2 separate regions of the Homo sapiens genome follow, and region 2 is linked to region 1. Evidence: chromatin contacts called from ENCODE Hi-C data. All regions are on one chromosome and are shown on one strand. Each heading gives the region's core, a stretch centred on a gene start or an enhancer-like site at or near the end of the contact. The rest is flanking DNA. Distances are from core to core; before and after follow the strand shown. Region 1 overlaps LOC101927344 (a long non-coding RNA gene). Region 2 overlaps SREBF2 (sterol regulatory element binding transcription factor 2).

The links. Hi-C counts contacts between places; a loop is a spot of excess contacts on that map. Pooled maps may share reads with other maps.
Region 2: a loop to region 1 is called in a map with no recorded cell type, with 6 times the contacts of the local background. The contact joins two enhancer-like sites. A Hi-C loop is called at or near these places in 2 of 37 single-sample maps with no recorded cell type and 5 of 50 pooled maps.

The regions. Positions count from the first base shown.
Region 1 is chr22:42,442,174-42,445,968 of GRCh38, forward strand. It overlaps LOC101927344 (a long non-coding RNA gene), which reads left to right. Exons shown (of 6, transcript NR_188414.1): 3 at 3,529-3,643. Among named protein-coding and RNA genes, the nearest start is that of NFAM1, 12 kb to the left of the region's middle. RefSeq lists enhancers at 2,007-2,186, 2,194-2,960. Within about 2 kb of position 2,383, at least 35 of the 41 ENCODE cell types and tissues checked have a DNase peak (open chromatin) inside an H3K27ac peak, as active enhancers do.
Region 2 is chr22:41,860,785-41,864,689 of GRCh38, forward strand. The region is part of intron 1 of SREBF2 (sterol regulatory element binding transcription factor 2); the gene reads left to right. Among named protein-coding and RNA genes, the nearest start is that of SREBF2-AS1, 28 kb to the left of the region's middle. RefSeq lists an enhancer at 1,867-2,367. Within about 2 kb of position 1,472, at least 11 of the 41 ENCODE cell types and tissues checked have a DNase peak (open chromatin) inside an H3K27ac peak, as active enhancers do.

The sequences.
Region 1 (3,795 bases), core at 1,133-3,632:
CTCTGGCTCTCAAGCCTCCTCTTTTCTATAAACCACCTGTTTACAGCACAGAGGGAGCTGGTCATTGGGGCCGAGCTGGGTTTATGGTATCTGAAGCTTACACAATTTCAAGAGGACTCTCATTTAAAAAAAAAAACAAACACAATTACAAAACCAAAATTAGGCATAACAGTGAATTTTATTTATTTATTTATTTTATTTTTAATTTTTTTTTTTGAGGCGGAGTCTCGCTCTGTCACCCGGGCTGGAATGCAGTGGCGCCATCTCGGCTCACTGCAAGCTCCGCCTCCTGGGTTCAGGCCATTCTCCTGCCTCAGCCTCCCGAGTAACTGGGATTACAGGTGCCCACACCATGCCCGGCTAACTTTTGTATTTTTAGTAGAGACAGGGTTTCACCACATTGGCCAGACTGGTCTCGAACTCCTGACCTCAGGTGATCTGCCTGCCTCGGCTTCCCAAAGGGCTGGTATCACAGGCTTGAGCCACCACACCTGGCTTCCCTATGTTTTTCTATATCCTGATCGCTTCCTTGTACAACAAGGATTTTGCAATGCCATATTCTATAGAGAAAACAAACTTCAATCAAATTTCTTTGATATGGTAGCAGGAAGAGTTCAGGGCATGGCTGTGTCAAGTTTTCTCATGTGGGACCTGACCTTACATGCTCCTTGGATGGGCCACACTGGTGACCACGCGAGGCTTTGATGCTCTCATCACAGGGACCTGTTCTGAGTTTTATGTTGTCTTTGTTGGTTTCAACATTTTATGCCAAATCAGCAAGAAATTTAAATCTTTTTTCATCATGATCATTGTATTCATTCTCCTTCATTCATTGGTGAGCCTGTTCCTGGAAGCCATCTGTACCCTCGGACAGCCAGCAACGACTGAGCTACACATGGATAGAACCATGAACCACAAGAAATACCCCTGAATTCTGAACTATTTCCATATCAACTTCTCCCAAAATACCCACAGCCAGTCCAACACCATCCAACTGGATGGGAGCAGGGAAGGCGGGGAATCAGAGTGGAAAGAGACTTAGCTGAGTTATTTTTATTATTTTTAAAAGCCTTATTCATAGACATATGTGTATATTTAGAGACAGAGTCTATCACTACGTTGCCCAGGTTTGATTCTTTTTTTAGAGACAGGTCTGGAGTACAGTGGTGCAATCTTTGCTCATCACAGCCTTGAACTCCAGGGCTCAAGCCATCCTCCCACCTCAGCCTCCTGAGTAGCTGGGACTACAAGCATGTGCTGTGCCACCAAGCTGGCTTGGTGTGACTAACTGATGTCTCACCTTTGCAAACTTTACAGAAACATATGACATAGGAACACATTGCAATTACATATTGCAATTCAGCAGAAAAAAAAAAAAGAAAGACTTTCTTTTTACTGAATGGCACTGACTTACCAGGTACATACAAGCAAGTGGAGTCTGGGGACCACTTTTTGGCTGTTCTAGAGAAAGTGCCCCAAAGAGGATTCAGCAGCCAGACTCCTGTTAGTTTTCTCATCTCACTCAGAAGGCTCAGCCTCTGAAACAACCATTCCAGGACTTGGAGGCAGGGGATCTGGGTTAAAGGCCCAGCTCTGCCGTTTCCTAACTGTGGGGCCTTGGCAAGTGCAGGTCCTGTGAGCTTCACCAGCCTCATTAGCAAGAATAGTTCATGTTCCCCTGCCACGGAAGTGCCCTGTGAACTAGAAGAGAGCATGGGCAAGTATGGGGTTAGTCTCGCTAACAGATCAGCCAGCTTCTGTCTGGGCAATTCTGTCATTTAGGGTTTTGCTGGGGTGGCCCCGGGAGTCGTTTGGGAGTTCACCTATCTCCCCAGGCATGGAGAAGGGGTGGTGTTTCTGAATCAGGATTCTGAGCTGAACTGCAAACCTGACTGTGCTCCAAGTTTCTTGGACCAGCAAGCCCAGCTCCCAGAGTCCCGCTGCCCTGGCCTGAACCCGCCGCTCCACACCCCGGGCTCTCGGCAGCCGGGCGGCTCGTGGGAGGAGGCGCCATGAGCCTTCTTGCATTTCCTGCTTCAGACTTGATGGATTACAGAGGACTCCTGCTCCAGCTGTGGGGAACTCCAGCCCGCACTTTGCCTCCAGCCCGATGGTGCAAGATCCAGCTTCTCTTCAGCCTGGCATCAAACGTCTTTTTGATCAGCTTTTCATCCATTTTCTGAAAATGTAGTGATTGAGAGATGTTCTGAATCTTGCAGAATTCTGTGTCGCACCCTGGCCACACATCAATGCAGGCCTGAACCTGACCCTGGGTGGACTCCCTGCTCTCTGCCAGCCCCTTTCTCACCCCTGGGTCCCCACGGCCCCTGGCTCTCTCCCCTCTGCTAGAATCTCGCTGAGGGATTGGTGGGGAGGGGGTGGTCACGCACTGGGTGGAGATCTGGTGCCCCCTGGAGGCCGGACAGGAAGGGCCAGGGCGGACAAGGTCTTTGAGAACTCGGTGGCATCCCGCTCCTGATGGCCTGGGTCCCACCGCCCCTCCCCCAGCCTTCCTGACAGCAGAGGAGATTGATGGGGCGCTGCTCGAATGTTCTTCATCAGCGTCTTCAGTAATAAGCTTCTCCATTGGGTAACCGATCCTAGTTTAGCAAAACCGTTTGTCAACCATTTCCTCCCTTGAGCTTGATAAGAACCCCGTGGGAGAGGAGAGAGGGGGGCCCCCCAGGATCTGAAAAGCTGTGCCTCAGCCAAGTTCATGAGTCACTGGCGAGGAGGCCTGTAGGTCAGCAAAGCCTAGGAGGTCAAGAGTGCCCACATGGGGACCTACGGGCCTCAGGGCCGCAGGTTGCTGGGTTGGACCCTGGCTTGGAGCTCAGGATAGAAACCCGGAAACCCCACAGGCAAAGAAGGATGCAGAACAGAACAGGGCAGAACCAAGGACCCAGTGAGGGTGGCTGGCGTCAGAGCAAATATCAGAGTTCACAAGGTGAAATAATCCAAAAATCTATACAGAAAAAGCTAATCATTTTCTCCAATCTCTCCCCCAAAGGTGTCTACTCCTGCAGGCTTACCTGTAACCTTTGTCACTCACTCTTCTGATTCTGCAAACATATAAACCACGGAGCCACAGCCAAGAGAATCTGGACTTGTTCGTTTTTCCTGAAATAGGATATCTTAAATAATCCGTGGCTCAGCACTGCGCCCTTTTTTTTCTTTTCTTTTCTTTTTTTTTTTTTTTTTGAGACGGAGTCTCGCTCTGTTGCCCAGGCTGGAGTGCAATGTCATGATCTTGGCTCACTGCAACCTCTGCCTCCTGGGTTCAAGCAACTCTCCTGCCTCAGCCTCCTGAGGAGCTGGGACTGCAGGTGCAAGACACCACGCCTGGCTAATTTTTGTTATTTTTAGTAGAGACAGTGTTTCACTATGTTGGCCAGGCTGGTCTCGAACTCCTGACCTCAAATGATCTGCCTGCCTCGGCCTCCCAAAGTGCTGGGATTACAGGCACAAGCCACAGCACCCAGCCTCACTGTGCCCTTTTCACTGGCAGGCATTTTATTGTCCCTACAGACCCAAGACGGGGTGGGGGAGACGTGCTTTGTGCTCACCTGGCTGGTTCATGGGCAGGTGGCCTGGAGGACCCAGCCCTGGCAGCTGTGGGGTAGCTCCAGCCTGGGCCGGACAGGTAAGCGGAATCAAGAGATGGGGCCAGTTGCGGCTACAGGGCCAGGAGGGGCTGCAGCTCCTGGTCAGGGTCTTCAGAAAAGCAGGGTTCTGCTGGCTGGCCTGCAGTGGAAAGAAGACAGAGGGACAGGGAACTGGGGGTAGGGACAACCC
Region 2 (3,905 bases), core at 222-2,721, 580 kb before region 1:
CTGAGGTGGGAGGATTGCTTAAGCACAGGAGGTAGAGGCTGCATTGAGCCCCACCACTGCCTTCCAGCCTGGGCAAGAGAGCAAGACCCTGTCTCAAAAAAATAAAAAAAAAAGATAAGGCTGAAAAATTTAAAGCAATTTTTCATCATTAAGTTAAACAAATTTTAATACACTGGTACAGTACAATGGCACACAGAATGATACCGTGGGACTCTGAAAAGGATGATGTTACGTCTGTAATGGTTGACACTGAATGTTCTTCATATTTATTAACCAAAGGGAACAGGGTGCAAAGTAGCATGTTCAGTGTGATCTCATTTTTGTAAAACAATTTGCATGCATGTGCATGCTTAAGTGTGCAAGCAAGCCTTGTAGAGGAAGAAATCTGGAAGGGCACACATTAAAACATTGACAATGGGCCGGGCGCTGTGGCTCACGCCTGTAATCCCAGCACTTTGGGAGGCCGAGGCAGGTGGATCACAAGGTCAGCAGTTCGAGACGAGCCTGTCCATTGTGGTGAAACCCCCTCTCTACTAAAAATACAAAAATTAGCTGGGCATGGTGGCACGCACCTGTAATCCCACCTACTCAGTGGGATTACACCGGGAGGCTGAGGCAGGAGAATTGCTTGAACCTGGGATGTGGAGGTTGTGGTGAGCCAAGATCATGCCACTGCACTCTAGCCTGGGCAACTGAGTAAGACTCCATTTAAAAAAAAAAAAATTGACAATGGATGACTCAAGAATAGTGGAACTGCTGGATGATTTTTATTTTTGTTCTTTTCATTTATATGCTTTCTAAATTTTTCTTTAGTGAATATATTACTTTTATGATTTTAACAAATTATTAAAAACAGGGCCAGGCGCAGTGGCTCACACCTGTAATCCTAGCACTTTGAGAGGCCGAGGTAGGCGGATCATCTGAGGTCAGGAGTTCGAGACCAGCCTGGCCAACATGGTGAAACCCTGTCTCTACTAAAAATACAAAAATTAGCAGGGCGTGGTGGTGTGTGCCTGTAGCCCCAGCTACTTGGGAGGCTGAGGCAGAAGAATCACTTGAACCCAGGAGGTGGAGGTTGCAGTGAGCCGAGATTGCACCACTGCACGCCTGGGCAACAGAGCGAGACTTTGTCTCAAAAAAAAAAAAAATTATTAAAAACATTGTCTAACACAAGGTGCATAATAAATACAAAATATAAGAATAAATGACCTTTGTAAACTAGGTTTCCCAGCCCCTAATAGGGCTGGGTAACAAATACCTGTTAAAGGATTATTGACTGAATCTGTAATTTGGAGAAACTGTAACCCTATTTGGAGGCTTCACATTCTTTATTCTTGACCAGAATTAATTTAACCAGATTTCAGGTTACCTCATTCTCAGGTAGATGCTGAAGGCTGAGCTGAGCAAAGTGATATTTATGTTACCTCCAAGCCACAAGCTCCATAAAGTTCATGTGAACTCAGGGTCTCTTTGTGAGTCATGGGGCTGCTTGCAATGCACGGATGATAACAGGAACCTCTAATTTTGGTTATTTGCTTTTAGAGACCAGAACCCAGATACAGTTTCCTGGGGCCTCACCTACTTTGTTAAGCAACTTAGCTATAAGTTTACAAAGCAGCTAAAAACAGGAGCAGGGGAGTGAGATGAGCTTGAGCGTGCCAGCCTAGCTCGTGGGAGGCCTGTCTCTGGCCCTGAGCTTTGTGGCCTGCCGTAGGAACTGGAGCTTCATTTTCAAAGCTCCATAAAACTCGCCTTCTCCCGGGCCTCCCTTTTCTGAGTTTCATGGCTCTCTGTGGAAATGACAGCCTGTGTAATCACAGAATGTGAATGATCAGAGCAGGGAACAGTGAGGAGCCATTAGGACATTCCCATGGGTGTAGCTCACAGTTACAAAGCACAACTACACCCTGGTTCTCCAGGCCTCCTCTTTCCTGGCACCGCAGACCAGATGGGGTCCTGGAGAGGCTCTGCGTGCCCTTCTGGAGCTTCCCATCACTCCTTTCTGCAGATGTTCATCTTAACAGCCCCTCTGTGCCACTCAGCCCAGTACCCGGCTGCCCGGCTGACTGGAGATGGCTCCACTGGAGCTTTTTGTGTGTGGGTTGAAAGGGACTTTTTTATTTTAATTTAAGTAGTCTCATTCCATCTGCCTACACACTCTTACGCTTCGTGAACTAAGCTTTCTGACCTGTGTAGGTTACTTCACCACACCAGCCCATATCTTTCCCACAAAAGGGTTTCAAGAGTACTTGACAAAATGAGATCAGTGCACCCACATGCCTGTGTAGTGGGTGCTCTGGAAGTACCGCCAACATTGACCTGCATAAGGGTCTACCCTTCACCAAGCACTTCGGATAAATTATCTTATTAATCCTCAGGGCAAAGAGGCCAAGTGTGTATTTTCAAAGCAGCCTTTTGTAGTGAGGAAACCAAGGCTTAAAGAGAAGTATCTTGCCCACGCTCACACCACTGATTAGGTGGGCCTCCAGAGACTCACACCTAGGCCTGACTACCACCAAAGCCTGTGCGCATCTATGAGGCCACCCTGGCCTTCTGCCCTCCTTAGCTTTCCATGGATGGAAACTGTCGGCCAGTGTGTGATATTCTTCTGGCTCTGTGTTACAGCCCTCTGTATTGATTTCTTACAGAGTTGGGATTTTGGGGGAATTCTAAAAGGTTCAACAAATTCTTAGATTTCTCTTAGTCATTTTCTTAAAGCATTTTATAATCTTGTACTTGGAGTGTGTCAGCACTAAATTATGTTTTGTTTAAATGTACTGAATTTGAGGACATTTCTCAGTTTAATCATGTCACGGAATTGGAATTGGTTAGTACAAGCTGCAATATCTGTAGCAATCTGCCCATTTCTCCCTCGCACAAGGCTGAGTGAGGACAGAGCTTAGTGTCAAGATGTTGGTAAATAATACCACTATGTAGGAATGTAGTCTGGTGAGATGCTGTTTTTCCCAGCAGGTTTAACTGACTGAATACTTAAGGTGCCCAGATTGAAATGCAAAGCTCCAGTTATCCCATATGGAGACTACACTAGAAAGCCCCAGCAGCTTTATTTATTTACATTTATTTATTTATCTATCTATTTATTTATTTATTTTTTGGGACGGAGTCTTGCTCTGTTCCCTAGGCTGGAGTACAGTGACGCAGTCATCTCGGCTTACTGCAACCTCTGCCTCCTGGGTTCAAGCGATTCTCCTGCCTCAGCCTCCCGAGTAGCTGGGATTACAGGCACCCACCACCATGCCTGGCTAATTTTTGTAGTAGACAGGGGTTTTCACCATGTTTGTCAGGCTGGTCTCGAACTCCTGACTTCAGGTGATCCACCTGCCTTGGCCTCCCAAAGTGCTGGGATTACAAGCATAAGCCACCACCCCTGGCCTATTTACATTTAATTATGATTTATTTTTCCTATCCTTCTGCAAGCATATATATATATATATATATATATATATATATATATATACACACACACACACACACACACAAAATATCAAAATATATATATATATGTATATATATATATATTTTTTTTTTTTTTTGAGACTGAGTCTCGCTCTGTTGCCCAGGCTGGAGTGCAGTGGCACGATCTCTGCTCACTGCAAGCTCTGCCTCCCGGGTTCACTCCATTCTCCTGACTCAGCCTCCCGAGTAGCTTGGACTACAGGCGCCCACCACCACGCCCAGCTAATTTTTTGTATTTTTAGTAGAGACGGGGTTTCACCGTGTTAGCCAGGATGGTCTCGATCTCCTGACCTTGTGATCCGCACGCCTTGGCCTCCCAAAGTGCTGGGATTATAGGCGTGAGTCACCGCGCCCGGCCCAAAAAATCTTTGTGTTTTTTTGTTTGTTTGTTTTGTGTTCAGAGAAGGGATCTGGCTAGGTGCCCTGGC